Regions from separate parts of the Homo sapiens genome. Here region 2 is linked to region 1. The links are chromatin contacts, found by Hi-C or POLR2A ChIA-PET in ENCODE. All regions are on one chromosome and are shown on one strand. The core of a region is the stretch at or near the end of the contact, and the rest is flanking DNA. Distances in the headings are between cores, read along the strand shown.

Evidence for each region. A loop is a pair of places that touch in the nucleus more often than their neighbours do. ChIA-PET counts read pairs that join two places held with the same protein, here RNA polymerase II (POLR2A). Pooled maps may share reads with other maps.
Region 2: a loop to region 1 is called in a map of OCI-LY7, with 2.9 times the contacts of the local background. The contact joins two enhancer-like sites. A Hi-C loop is called at or near these places in 1 of 168 maps with a recorded cell type or tissue (OCI-LY7), 1 of 37 single-sample maps with no recorded cell type and 5 of 50 pooled maps. POLR2A ChIA-PET finds 5 or more read pairs at or near these places in 1 of 52 experiments (WTC11).

What each region holds. Positions count from the first base shown.
Region 1 is chr6:18,500,797-18,506,961 of GRCh38, forward strand. It overlaps LOC105374955 (a long non-coding RNA gene), which reads left to right. Exons shown (of 4, transcript XR_926549.3): 2 at 1-10. Among named protein-coding and RNA genes, the nearest start is that of MIR548A1HG, 19 kb to the right of the region's middle. Within about 2 kb of position 3,360, at least 17 of the 41 ENCODE cell types and tissues checked have a DNase peak (open chromatin) inside an H3K27ac peak, as active enhancers do.
Region 2 is chr6:18,212,284-18,218,448 of GRCh38, forward strand. KDM1B (lysine demethylase 1B) reads left to right here. Exons shown (of 22, transcript NM_001364614.2): 18 at 205-321; 19 at 1,373-1,498; 20 at 2,724-2,846; 21 at 5,450-5,602. Among named protein-coding and RNA genes, the nearest start is that of DEK, 49 kb to the right of the region's middle. RefSeq lists a silencer at 2,780-2,829 and an enhancer at 3,040-3,159. Within about 2 kb of position 3,153, at least 5 of the 41 ENCODE cell types and tissues checked have a DNase peak (open chromatin) inside an H3K27ac peak, as active enhancers do.

The DNA.
Region 1 (6,165 bases), core at 2,110-4,609:
TCATCTCTAGGTAAGGGATTGTTATAATTTAGGATCTTTGAGATGAAGGGCACCGCTTCATTGATTAGGGGGACACAAGATGGAAATAAAGATTTTATTACTTACAGGTACTGGAGGTTACACGTCATGCCCAGAGGGCACACACTGAAGGCAGGGAGCACACGAAGACAGAGAGAGAGAGAGGAATCCACGCACTAATGACTTTACTGGGTCCAGGGTGTTATCCAGGCAGGTCTCCAGTGGGAGTTTTACATGGTGGGTTTAGCGAGCAGGCATGAGTTCAGGAGGTCATGCTGCGATGAGCGGTGGTCGCTGTGACACATCTGCACAGTCTATGTGGGCTGTGGGAGTCAGCAGGGCCTGCCCAGCAGGCTATATCTAGCTGTCACTGGGCAGGGGGTCACCAGGAGGAAGTTGTATAAGGCAGATATCTAGATGGACCACACTGGGGGACTGGGTTTGGGAGTATAGAACTAGAAACTGCACCAAGAGTACCTAAGCCCTGCTTCTGGTATGAGAAAGTTAAATTTATATTCAAAATGCATGTTGAGGCAACATAGAATAAGAATTCACTTCAGGGATATAACCTGGAGGTTAGCATGGGGAATGGGATGCCCTGGAGAACCACGGCCACTTTCCCAGCTCTCAGACAAAAGCATTCACATGGATGTTATAGAGTTTCTTAGAAGGGCCACTGGCAGGAACGGCCCTCCCTGCGCCCCCGCGAAGCCCCCCTGGTGCCCCATGAGGAATGGCCCTTCTCAGTAGCTCTTTTCAATTCCTCTCCATCCCAGGTTACCTCTACGGCATTGAAATTCTCAGTGACAGAGAAGTTCTGGGCTCTTCATCCCTGTTTTGGGGCAGGGAATCTCTCTTTTGGCCTTGGGCTGTCCCTAGTAAGGAAGGAGCTCTAACAAGGCTTTTGTGTGTGTGTCAGAAGACGGCCCGCCCGGCAGGAGCACAGCAGCTCTGTTGTGGGCCCAAGAGGAAGCTCTGTAAGAACAGTCTAAGGGGAGGAACAGGGGTTGGTGGACGTGCTGCTAAGTCACATTAGGGGATTCCAGTAAACACAGGAAAAGAATGTGGTGGTTCCCCTTCTTGCACAACAGCCTAGAATGCACTTTCCATACAGTGCATCCTCAGGAAGGATTAAGAAATAAGGAATTAAGGACATGGTTTTAGGCCCTCATTTCTTTGCTTCTTAGAGCTCTTCTTTCCTCCCTTATCTTGGGGTTTTTCAAGGTATTCAAAGTCCAAGGTTGAAGCTGGGATTTAGGAAGGTCACTCTGGGTTTTGTTCAGCTCAAGGTACACCTTGTCTTAGGTATTCAAGGGAGTTCAAGAGAGGGCAGTGGCAATGGGCTGAGAGAACATCTACCTTCATCCTCATTCCCCTGTTGCCAGCAGCGAGATGACCAATGCTGGCTGTAGATATGGTTACCTTTGGTCCCCATGGAAGGTCTGCAGGCCTGGAGGTGCAGGTGTGGGACATCAGGGCACCCCCCTGGCACTACCATTTTGTTCTTCAGGGCTCCTTTTCCACAGCTTCTGGAAAGCTCTTAGTGTTAGAAGGGAATGGTCTTTGGACCACTGAGAGACAGAGGTCTGCATTGAAGTCTGAATCCTGCTTCTGGTTAGCCCTGGGACCTCAGGCCATTTCCGACATGTCATCCCCTCCCATTCCCCTGTTTACCTGTTGAATGGAAACACTCTGTCAATTATAAAGTATTACACAGAGTTAAAATATTATTGTTAAGATTTGGTGATTACATGGAGGTTAGCTTGATTTCTATTGAGCACATGTATATGTGGTGGGAGAAGAACTTCAACAGGGAGTTAAAGGTCAGAAAATGTAGTATATGTGCTGTGGAAGCGAGCACAAGTTCAGAAAATTTAAAAAGGCGGCTGCTGGCCAGGCGCGGTGACTCACGCCTGTAATCCTAGCACTTTGGGAGGCTGAGGCGGGTGGATCACATGAGGTCAGGAGTTTGAAACCAGCCTGGTCAACATGGTGAAACCCCGTCTCTACTAAAAATACAAAAATTAGCTGGGCATGGTGGCGGGCGCCTGTAATCCCACCTACTTGGGAAGCTGAGGCAGGAGAATCACTTGAACCCAGGAGGCAGAGGTTGCAATGAGCTGAGATTGTGCCACTGCACTCCAGCCTGGGCGACAGAGTAAGACTCTGTCTGAAAAAACAAAGATGCGGCTGCTGACAGGCATAGAGGGAAAAAAGAGCAGAGTGGATACTTTTCACAGAGTGTGATCAGTTATATAGACCAGAGGGAAGAAATTGGGGGACAGAAAGGGGGAAAAGCTATCTGGGCCTTAAGTTAAAATCTATGAGAGATGACTTTTTTAGTGGGAGGAGCTGGTGACTTAAAAACTCTCTCTGCCTACAGGGGCTCCCATTTGACTGTTAGAGACTTTTTCCTTTGGATGAAACATGGTTCTTTCACCACAATTCTCATTTAAAATATAGATATTTCTTGAAGGGGTAACATGTTAAGCTATCTGTTCCTTTTCCTGTTCATTTTCCTACTGACAGGGGCAGCCTGGGTAAAAGTGATGACACAGAATTATCTGGAAAGGGAAAATTGAAATCAGGATGTGGAACAGAGGACTTTAGAGACTCTTCTTCATCACTTTGCTTAGGTTTTAGTTTCACTGGGATTTGCTGAGAGGACAGGGAATGAGTGTCCCAGGGTGTCTGCCTGAGACTGGAATTGAGGAAGGGGTGAAATGTTAACCAGAGAGCTGGGAGGGCAAATCCCTGGTATCCAGAAGCTGAATAGCACTTCTGTTCCCTCACTGTATGCTATTGAGTGTGTTGGCCCAGCATGGTGGAAACACCGCATTCCCAGGCTGAGCACCTCATGCTTCTGCAGAGAAAATGCTTTTCCGCCTCAGCTTGTGTCACGCCAGATGCACTCTGATCTCAGAGGGAAATGTGTGCTACTGGTAATTAATAAATAACCTATCACAGTTTACAAAAACCTTTCAAATCCAGCACGGCATTTGGTTCTCATGTGTTCCTCTCAGGGTGCTAGATGAAATTCTGACTCTAATTCCTCTAGTAGATGAGGAAATGAGAACACGGAGTTTCTTAAGATTACTCACTTGGAAAGTCATGGAGTTACCCGGAAGCAATATGGCTCGCCCTTGCACCAAATCTCACTGTTGACAATGACGATGGTGGGTGCTTCTCTTACTAGAATATCAGTTTATTTCTCCAGCTCTTCTCTGAGGAAAATAATACCCCTGAGGACAAATTTGAGGCACTGTTATGTGAAATGCTGACTCCCTGAGAAGGAAGGGAACGTTGGAAGCCGAGAATGCTTGTGCAGTTCCTCTCATGCTGCAGTTTTCTGGTGCCATCTGCTGCTCTGTTCAAGTAATGGCAGACGAATGGCTCTTGGTTGAAGGAAGGCAATGGTTGTAGTGAAGTGCGTCTTTAGGGTAACAGAATTGAGTTTTTATCAAACTGGGGTGTGTGTAGGTCATTGTACTCATTTCAGTGGTTTATGAGGACTTTTTAAAAGTTGTCTTTTCCCAAAACACTAGGATTGCAAGGAAAGATCTGATGTGCAACTTATGGTATGCTATGCTATTAATTATATCAATGAATAGTTGCATGTTAAGAGAGATAGAGAGAAAGAACAATAATTCATTCCAAAGGAGGGAGCCCTCCAGTAGACTCTGAGCTATTTGAGGGTAAGAACCAACTTAGTTATCTTCGTACCACTAACCTACCAAGTGCCTGCCACCAGTTGTGGGCACCAGTGAAATATATGCTCATTCTGTCACTGATGGTACAATTTTGGGTACAGTGGCATATGCATGAGACTACGTACATCCGCCCTGGCCAGCAGTCTTCTCAGAACATGAGTGAGTTAGGGAATTCTTCTCTTATTTCCACAGAGGCAGGTAGCCTGAGCATGGGGGATATACACCTTTAAGAGACAAATACCAATCCAGTTCTTTACAAAGGACAGGGCTGGATTTTGTTTTTAGAGGCCAGTTAAGGAATGTGAAAAGATGACAGCATTTAATCCATAAAATGAAGAGAATGTGACATAATCCATTTGTAGGCCCCATTCTTAATATCCACAATTAGTATTAGAGACAGGGACTCTAGCCGAGGGATGGGGCAGGAATAGGTCCTAAGTTTAGGAAAGTTTCCAATGGGGCAGAGATTCCCAAGATATATCTCTTGCCTCTAATGAGAAGATACAGAAGGGAGACTTGGAAACAGTTTGTTCTTTGGACATCTTGCTCCTGCTAACCACCTGTGTAAGGCATCGCCAGGCGTCCCTAGCCCTAGATTTCACCCAGCTACTTCTTGTGGGCTGTGGGGAGGGTATGGAGCAGCATCTGCTAATGTGGAATCTAACATTCACGTAGAATGGCTTGAGGCCTTTCTGTTAGGAAGTGGGAGTATCTCCGAGGAGGCAGAGTCTACAAGCCTAAAATGAGAGTGAAGATATTTCCCCTTCATTTTATTTTTACACTTAATTCAGCAAACAGCTATGTGCATGAACAGGTGTGTGAGTTAAAATATGCCTTTACATGTGACTATTTAAAGGAAACTTAATTCTTTTGAAAAGCAAAGAATCTTTTTGCAAAGTAAATAATCATGACACAATTCAATTGATAATCTATGAGTTAGCTAGGATGTATTCATTAAAAGGTCTTTGTTGTTACCCACATTTTATATGTTTAAGGGAATATAGAAGGACATTTAGTCTTAGACCAATAAATGGATTAGCTGGTAAGTATTGAGGCAAAAATACATGTTCTTATTTATAAAATTATAAGATTATCTATACAAAATTATATAATATTAACATTATAAATATACATTATAAATTGGTTTCCAGATCAACTCTCCAAAATCAATTAAATCTATGATACAGATGAAATCATAACATTTGTAACTAAAACAAGTAAGAAGAATGCTGATAGAATGTTCAAAATTATAAAGGAGATAAAAATATTGAGTAGAAATATGTGTTTAGTTCTCGTTAAGATGTTTGAGTAAATGTTTGAGTATTAAAAACACAAGAAGAGATTTTTGTAAAGCTTGAAGAACTCCAAGAATTTGAGATGTTGGTGCCTTGATTCTTGTGGCTAATTCAATCTAAAACCGTGTAGCTTTCCTGTCTGGGTAGATATATATATTAGCTTTTACTTATGAATTAGGCAATTTCTCTCTCAGAATTGAAACAGAGGAAGTAAGGAGAGATTTCCCTGGACTTACTAGGTAAGATCTAGAAGACAAAGATGGAGGAATAGAGTTGGACAAAAATATGTATGGGTGTGATCTTGGTCTGTGAGTGATGACTGGCCTGTAAGTGGAAAAATTAAGAAAATCAGCTCATGAGAGTTTGCATACTTCCCTGATTCCTGAAAGAAGAGAATCTTTATCTGCTGGAGTTTCCATGTTGACTGACAGTCATATATGTTAAAAGGAGAACAACATTTTACATGTTTAATGACTTTTGGAAAGTCATTTGCAAAGTTTTTTTTTTTCTTCACACAGCAACATTATACAGTGGTTTGGGAAAGGAATTTCAATTCAGGAATTTTATTTAAAATCAAAATTCAATTGCCTTCCCTAAACTCCTTTAAAGTTGCTATTTTTTATTCTGATACCACCAGTGAAGGGCCTAACTCAGGCTTCTCAGGATGACATCCCAATAAAATCCCGTGGCAACCAAGCTCTTCGCGACAAGTACTCAGCCGCCTTTCTATCTCTGTGTGTGTCGAACAGGCAGACAGCCGTGAGTCATCAAATACACACTGGGGTCATTTGGGAGCTAATCTTTATAAAGATGAAAACTGCATCTGAATGTTTATTGTTGTCTTCACTTCAGTGCAAGATAAAGAAGCTCCGTCAAGTAACGCAGTGGGCCCTCAAAGTGTGGTCCTGGGACCAGCCATGTCAGCATCACTAGAAAACTTGTTAAAAAAGCAGTTCTCCAATGAGCACACATGGACACAGGGAGGGGAACTCACGCACTGGAGCCTGTCAGGGAGGCGGGTTGCGGAGGGAAAGGGAGAGCTCAAGATAAATAGCTAATGCATGCTGGGCTTAATACCTTAGGCAATGGTGAAGCGGCTACGTTACCTGGGGTATATATCCTGGGGTTCGTTGTGGTGCGCC
Region 2 (6,165 bases), core at 1,903-4,402, 290 kb before region 1:
AGGACGTTTTTTGCCCACTCTTCCCTGTGGTTGCCACTTCTGCTTAGCCAGGCATTGGCACCCTTGTGCAGTGAGCAACCTGCACAGTTGCACATGGCAGCCCTTGTTCTTGCCAGTATAACAGCATGGGTTGTTGATACCAGTGTAGTGGTAGTGTGAGGTTCTGTTGCTGTTTGTTTGTTAACTGTTAATTATTTTCCACAGGTATTAGTCACTGTACCACTGGCTTTACTACAGAAAGGTGCCATTCAGTTTAATCCACCGTTGTCAGAGAAGAAGATGAAGGCTATCAACAGCTTAGGCGCAGGCATCATTGAAAAGGTGACTGAAATGACCTCATCCTCAGCAAGAAAGAGATTAATGTCAGATGATAGATGTTAACTTCTGATATGGAGAAGTAGTGGGTACTATCTAAATACAAATAAAACTCAAGGATTTCCTTTTCATTTGAGTAATTGTTCGTGAAGAACACAGAAGAATATTATCAAAACGAAAGGAGGAGAGCTGGCTGAGGTCTGTGAGTTTTGACTTTAGGAGAAAGAATCTTGTTATTCACAATTTGAATTTGGTATAAGCAATTCTTTTATCCCCTTTTTTCCCCCCTTCTGCTTTCTTTCTTGTCTGCTTTCCACTCATTGGCCCCAGTGAGGACAGAGGTTTATTTCTCCTGCCTTTAATATCTCCTGTAGCAGAATGGGCCAGTGCTGCAGCAGATTCTGACAGACCTATGAGTAGTGAGAGTTTAACTTAGGGACATACGCCCAGGAGTGAGTCTTAGGAATGCTGGGCATCTTCAGACTAGCTTCTAGGTTGCCAGTGGGTTCCATTATCCATGGGAATGGAACTGAGTGGCATCAAAAGCAAGGAGCTGGGCTGGGCACAGTGGCTCATGCCTGTAATCCCAGCACTTTGGAAGGCTGAGGAGGATGGATTACCTGAGGTCAGGAGTTCAAGACCAGCCTGACCAACATGGTGAAACCTCATCTCTACTAAAAATACAAAATTCGCTGGGCGTGGTGGTGTGCACCTGTAATCCCAGCTACTTGGGATGCTGAGGCAGGAGAATCACTCGAAACCGGAAAGTGGAGGCTGCAGTGAGCCAAGATCGCTCCATTGCACTCCCAGCTGGGCAACAAGAGCGAAACTCCGTCTCAAAAAAAAAAAAAACCCAAAAAACAAAACAAAACAAAAAACAACCAAGGAGTTCACAGGGGGAAAAAAGGAGGTGAGGAGAATGGAAAGAGCGGTATTTGGGGTTGTTCTTTCGGGCAGTGTCTTTGTTTTAGAGTAGAGCTACAGGTTGCTGCTTAGATATTGCCTGTGGTTTTGTGACGACAGACACCTAACCACCTTTCTTCTGCTCACTTTGCAGATTGCCTTGCAATTTCCGTATAGATTTTGGGACAGTAAAGTACAAGGGGCTGACTTTTTTGGTCACGTTCCTCCCAGTGCCAGCAAGCGAGGGCTTTTTGCCGTGTTCTATGACATGGATCCCCAGGTAAAATCATTCGTGAACTGTGGTTTGAATTTCCGTCTTAAAGTTTAGAATTTGATGTGATAATTACTCACCTATCAAGCTCAGGAACTAACGAACATCATGGAGACCCTGGGTCTATGTTTATATTCTGGGAGGACACTTGGACTGGACATTTTCCTATAGGAAAGGAGCCCCAGTATTTGCCATGTCTTCTTAAAGTCCTCATGTTGCTCCCTGGGACATGAATTGGATGCTTGTGGAAACTGTCATTTCAGGCTATGGGGGAATTCCTCTTAGGTGAAGTTGGAGACATCAGAGTCAATGAGTGGTGCTTGAAACTTCCTCTCTGAGGGTCCTCTAGGGAGCTGGGAAAGGGTGTATGATTGGTGAGGGAGGGTGTGAGTGTCAGCAGATGTGAGAGCTGAGGGAAGGAAGGAGAGAGGAGAATGGCATACCCAGAGCTGGACGGGGGTGGTCACTTTCTCTGCCGTCATGTCACTGCCACACGAAAGAATCATGGCTGTTTCTGACTTTCAGTTTCAAGAAACTTTGTCTTAAAAGGTTTCACATAGGAGCCGAGGGCAGATTTTCTTTACCATTTGAGGTTTTTTTATTTTTCATTGTTTTATCTGCAGATTTTCCTTCTCCATCTCTTTCTACTTCTTCCGAAGCAAGCTTTAATTAGTGAACAGCCAAGGGAACCTTAAAGTTGCTATTTACATTTCTTAGTGTTTTTCTTTTCCAGCAGGAAGCAATAGAGTGGATGGATGAATAATGAGTGTTTGCGAGGAAAATGGACTGGCGAGTGACGTGCGGATAAGGGACAGCCAGAAATAGTGACATTTAACTTGTGAGAGTGAGGCTCTTGGCCGGGTACAGTGGCTCACGCCTGTAATCCCAGCACTTTGGGAGGCCGAGGTGGGTGGATCACCTGAGGTCAGGAGTTTGAGACCAGTCTGGCCAACATGGTGAAACCCTGTCTCTACTAAAAATACAAAAGTTAGCCGGGCATGGTGGCAGACGCCTGTAATCCCAGCTACTCTGGAGGCTGAGGCAGGAGAATCACTTGAACCTGGGAGGCAGAGGTTGCAGTGAGCCAAGATTGCACCATTGCACTCCAGCCTGGGTGACAGAGCAAAACTCTGTCTCATTTAAAACAAAACAAAACAAAAAACAAAAAAAAGAGGCCCTTATCTGTGGGAGCTGAGCACTCACAGACCTCCTGCTTTTCCTTTCATGTCTCCAGAAGAAGCACAGCGTGCTGATGTCTGTGATTGCCGGGGAGGCTGTCGCATCCGTGAGGACCCTGGATGACAAACAGGTGCTGCAGCAGTGCATGGCCACGCTCCGGGAGCTGTTCAAGGAGCAGGTGAGAGAGAGGAAGCCCTCCTTGAAAGGGGCAAGCCGTGCTTGCTATCCAGAGCAGGTGTGAAGCCCAAGCAGCCAGCGTCACTGAGAATCACAGGAAGGAAGGCAGAGGCCACAGTCTTCTTTCTTTCAGAGTCCCACTGCCCACCTCAGCACTGAGATTAGTCTGTGAGGGCTGTCATCACAGAGTACCGCAGACTGGCTGCCTTAGACAACAGAAACTTATTCCTCACAGTTCTGGAGGCTGGAAGCCTGAGATCGAGGTGTCGGCAGGGTTGGTTTCTCCTGGGTCCTCTCTGTTTGGCTGGTAGATGCTGTCTTCTCCCTGTGTCCTCACATGGGCTTCCCTCTGTGTGTGTCTGTGTCCTCATCTCCTCTTCTTATGAGGACACAAATCAGATTAGATTAAGGCTCACCCCGGCGACCTCACTTTAAAGTAATTACCCATTGGAGACCATGCGACGAAATACAGTCACATTCTGAGGCACTGAGGGTTAGGGTGTCCACATGGGAATTTGAGGGAGACACGGTTCTGCCTGTAACAGTGCCCTGTACCTTTTTTTACACAATTGTCTTCCTTCCTTTTTTTCTTCTCACATCATACACACTTCCCTTTTTTTTTTTTTTTGTAAGGATATAAAAGGCTCGGTATTTTCTACGTGGATTCTATATTTACTGAAGCCCTAGAAGCTTTGACTACAGCTTTCCTTTTAAGAGGAGCCTTGGCCAGCTTTTTTTAATATCGCACACATGCAGATAGTCTCTTTTCTCCACGGAGCTCAGGATACTTTGTTTGCCAGTGTACTAAATCTCACCATCTCTGGAGATTTGTAAATGGCCATGGCTTATATCTTTTTGAAATAAAGGAGCAGAAATAGAAGTGAAATGACTCAAAAGTTATGTAAGTTAAAGAGAAAGGGGCATTCAGATATGTTGCTTATTTTATTTCATTTTAATTTATTTATTTTTGAGACAGAGTCTCACTCTTTCGCCCAGGCTGGAGTGCAGTGGCACAATCTTGGCTCACTGCAACCTCCACCTCCCGGGTTCAAGCGATTCTCCTGCCTCAGCCTCCCGAGTAGGCTGGGATTATGGGTGTGCTCCACCACACCCAGCTAATTTTTGTATTTTTGGTAGAGACAGGGTTTCACCATGTTTGCCTGGCTGGTCTTGAACTCCTGACCTCAAGTGATCCGCCTACCTCGGCCTCCTAAAGTGCTGGGATTACAGGTGTGAGCCACTGTATGGCCAGCCTTGTTGCTAATTTTATATGAGAGGATCTATCTAATGATGCAATCCCTTGCTTGGGGTTTTTGTTCAGAAGTTTGTTTTTTACATTAGTTGTTTGGAACTTAGCTTACCGTTTCTATAGAAATATTGTTTATCGTGTTGCTTGTTGGAGGCCAGCTGACAAATTACAGTCGCTCTCTCTTACTCGAGGCTTTGCTTTCATGGTTTCAGTTACTGTGGTCAACCAAGGTCTGAAAATATTTGATGGAAAATTCCAGAAATAGATTCATAAGTTTTCAGTCATGCACCGTTCTGAAGAGCGTGTCCAGTACCTCCACACTGTAGACATTGCCTGTCCATTAGTCACTCAGGAGTCATCTCTGTTATCAGAGCCATGTTCACATACCTTTTATTTCAGTATAGCGTTATAATTGTTCTATTTTATTATTGTCATTAATCTCTGTACCTAATGTATAAATGAAACTTTATCATAGGTATGAATAGGAAAAAACATAGTGTGTATAGTATTGGTCCTATCCATGGTTTCAGGCATCCCCTGCGGGTCATGGAACATATTCCTGGCGGGGAAGAGGGGACTGCTGTATTTTAAATTGAGTGAATGTGAAACATAACCTTGTATCACTGTTTTGTGGAGAACCCTGTTGAGAATTCCAACCTGTGATCCTGAGACTCCATCCTTCCCTTTTCTTCTTGGGCCAGAGACTCCTTTCTGCTACCACACGATGGAAAAGGGAAGGCCCGAACTCTTAGCCATGGGTGATAGCCCCCAGTAGAGGGAGAGTGTGTCCCGGGCAGAAGGAGGAGGTATAGAAGTGAGGGAATTGTGTGTGGGTGGGGCAGGAAAGAGAGGATAAGACACAAATACCGGCTTGGGTAGATTTAAAGGCAGCAGGAGGAACATCTTGAGAACTACTGTTTCAGAATGATACAGGAATAGACTCAGGTCCTAAACAGGGGGCAAAATGTATGAGTTGGGTTGTACCATGTCTATCTCCCTTCTTTTTTTTTTTTTTTTTTGAGATGGAGTCTGGCTCTGTTGCCCAGGCTGGAGTGCAGTGGCGCGATCTCGGCTCACTGCAAGCTCCGCCTCCTGGGTTCACGCCATTCTCCTGACTCAGCCTCCCGAGTAGCTGGGACTACAGGCGCCTGCCATCATGCCTGGCTAATTTTTCTATTTTTAGTAGAGATGGGGTTTCACCGTGTTAGCCAGGATCGTCTCGATCTCCTGACCTTGTGATCCACCCGCCTTAGCCTCCCAAAGTGCTGGGATGGGACTACAGGCATGAGTCACTGCGCCCTGCCATCTACATCCCTTCTTGATCCTACTTCATAATTCCTTTCTATTGGACATAGGAGGTCCCAGATCCCACAAAGTATTTTGTCACTCGGTGGAGCACAGACCCATGGATCCAGATGGCATACAGTTTTGTGAAGACAGGTGGAAGTGGGGAGGCCTACGATATCATTGCTGAAGACATTCAAGGAACCGTCTTTTTCGCTGGTGAGGTATGGATCTTGATTCCAAACCCAATTATTTGTATTTTGATTTCTGTCTTTCATCTAAAATGATATCTGCCCAGAGTTTAAAAACCAATTCAAATACTGTCAAAAGTCTTATGACCACAGACAGCAGAAGCCTTCTCACCATCCTCTTGCTCCCAGAGGCAGCCGTTTTTAACCTTCCAGCTATTCCTTCTGGACTTCACTTCATATTTTAAAAGTGTTTATATTGCCATCTCTCTTTCTTTTTTGTTTTTTTGAGACAGGGTCTCGCTCTGTGGCTCAGACTGGAGTGCAGTGGTACAGTCCTAGCTCACTGCAGCCTCAAACTCCCAGGCTCAGGTGACCCTCCCACCTCAGCTTCCCAAGTAGCTGGGACTGCAGGCATGTGCCACCAAGCCTGGCTAATTTTTTTTTTATTTTTTGTAGAGACGGGGTCCGCAGTGTTGCCCAGGCTGGCCTCAAACCCGTGGCCTTAAGCAGTCTTCCCACCTCAGCCTCCCAGAGTGTTAGGATTACAGGTGTGAGCCACCATGCCCAGCCTATGATGTCATCTTCTGATTTAACAT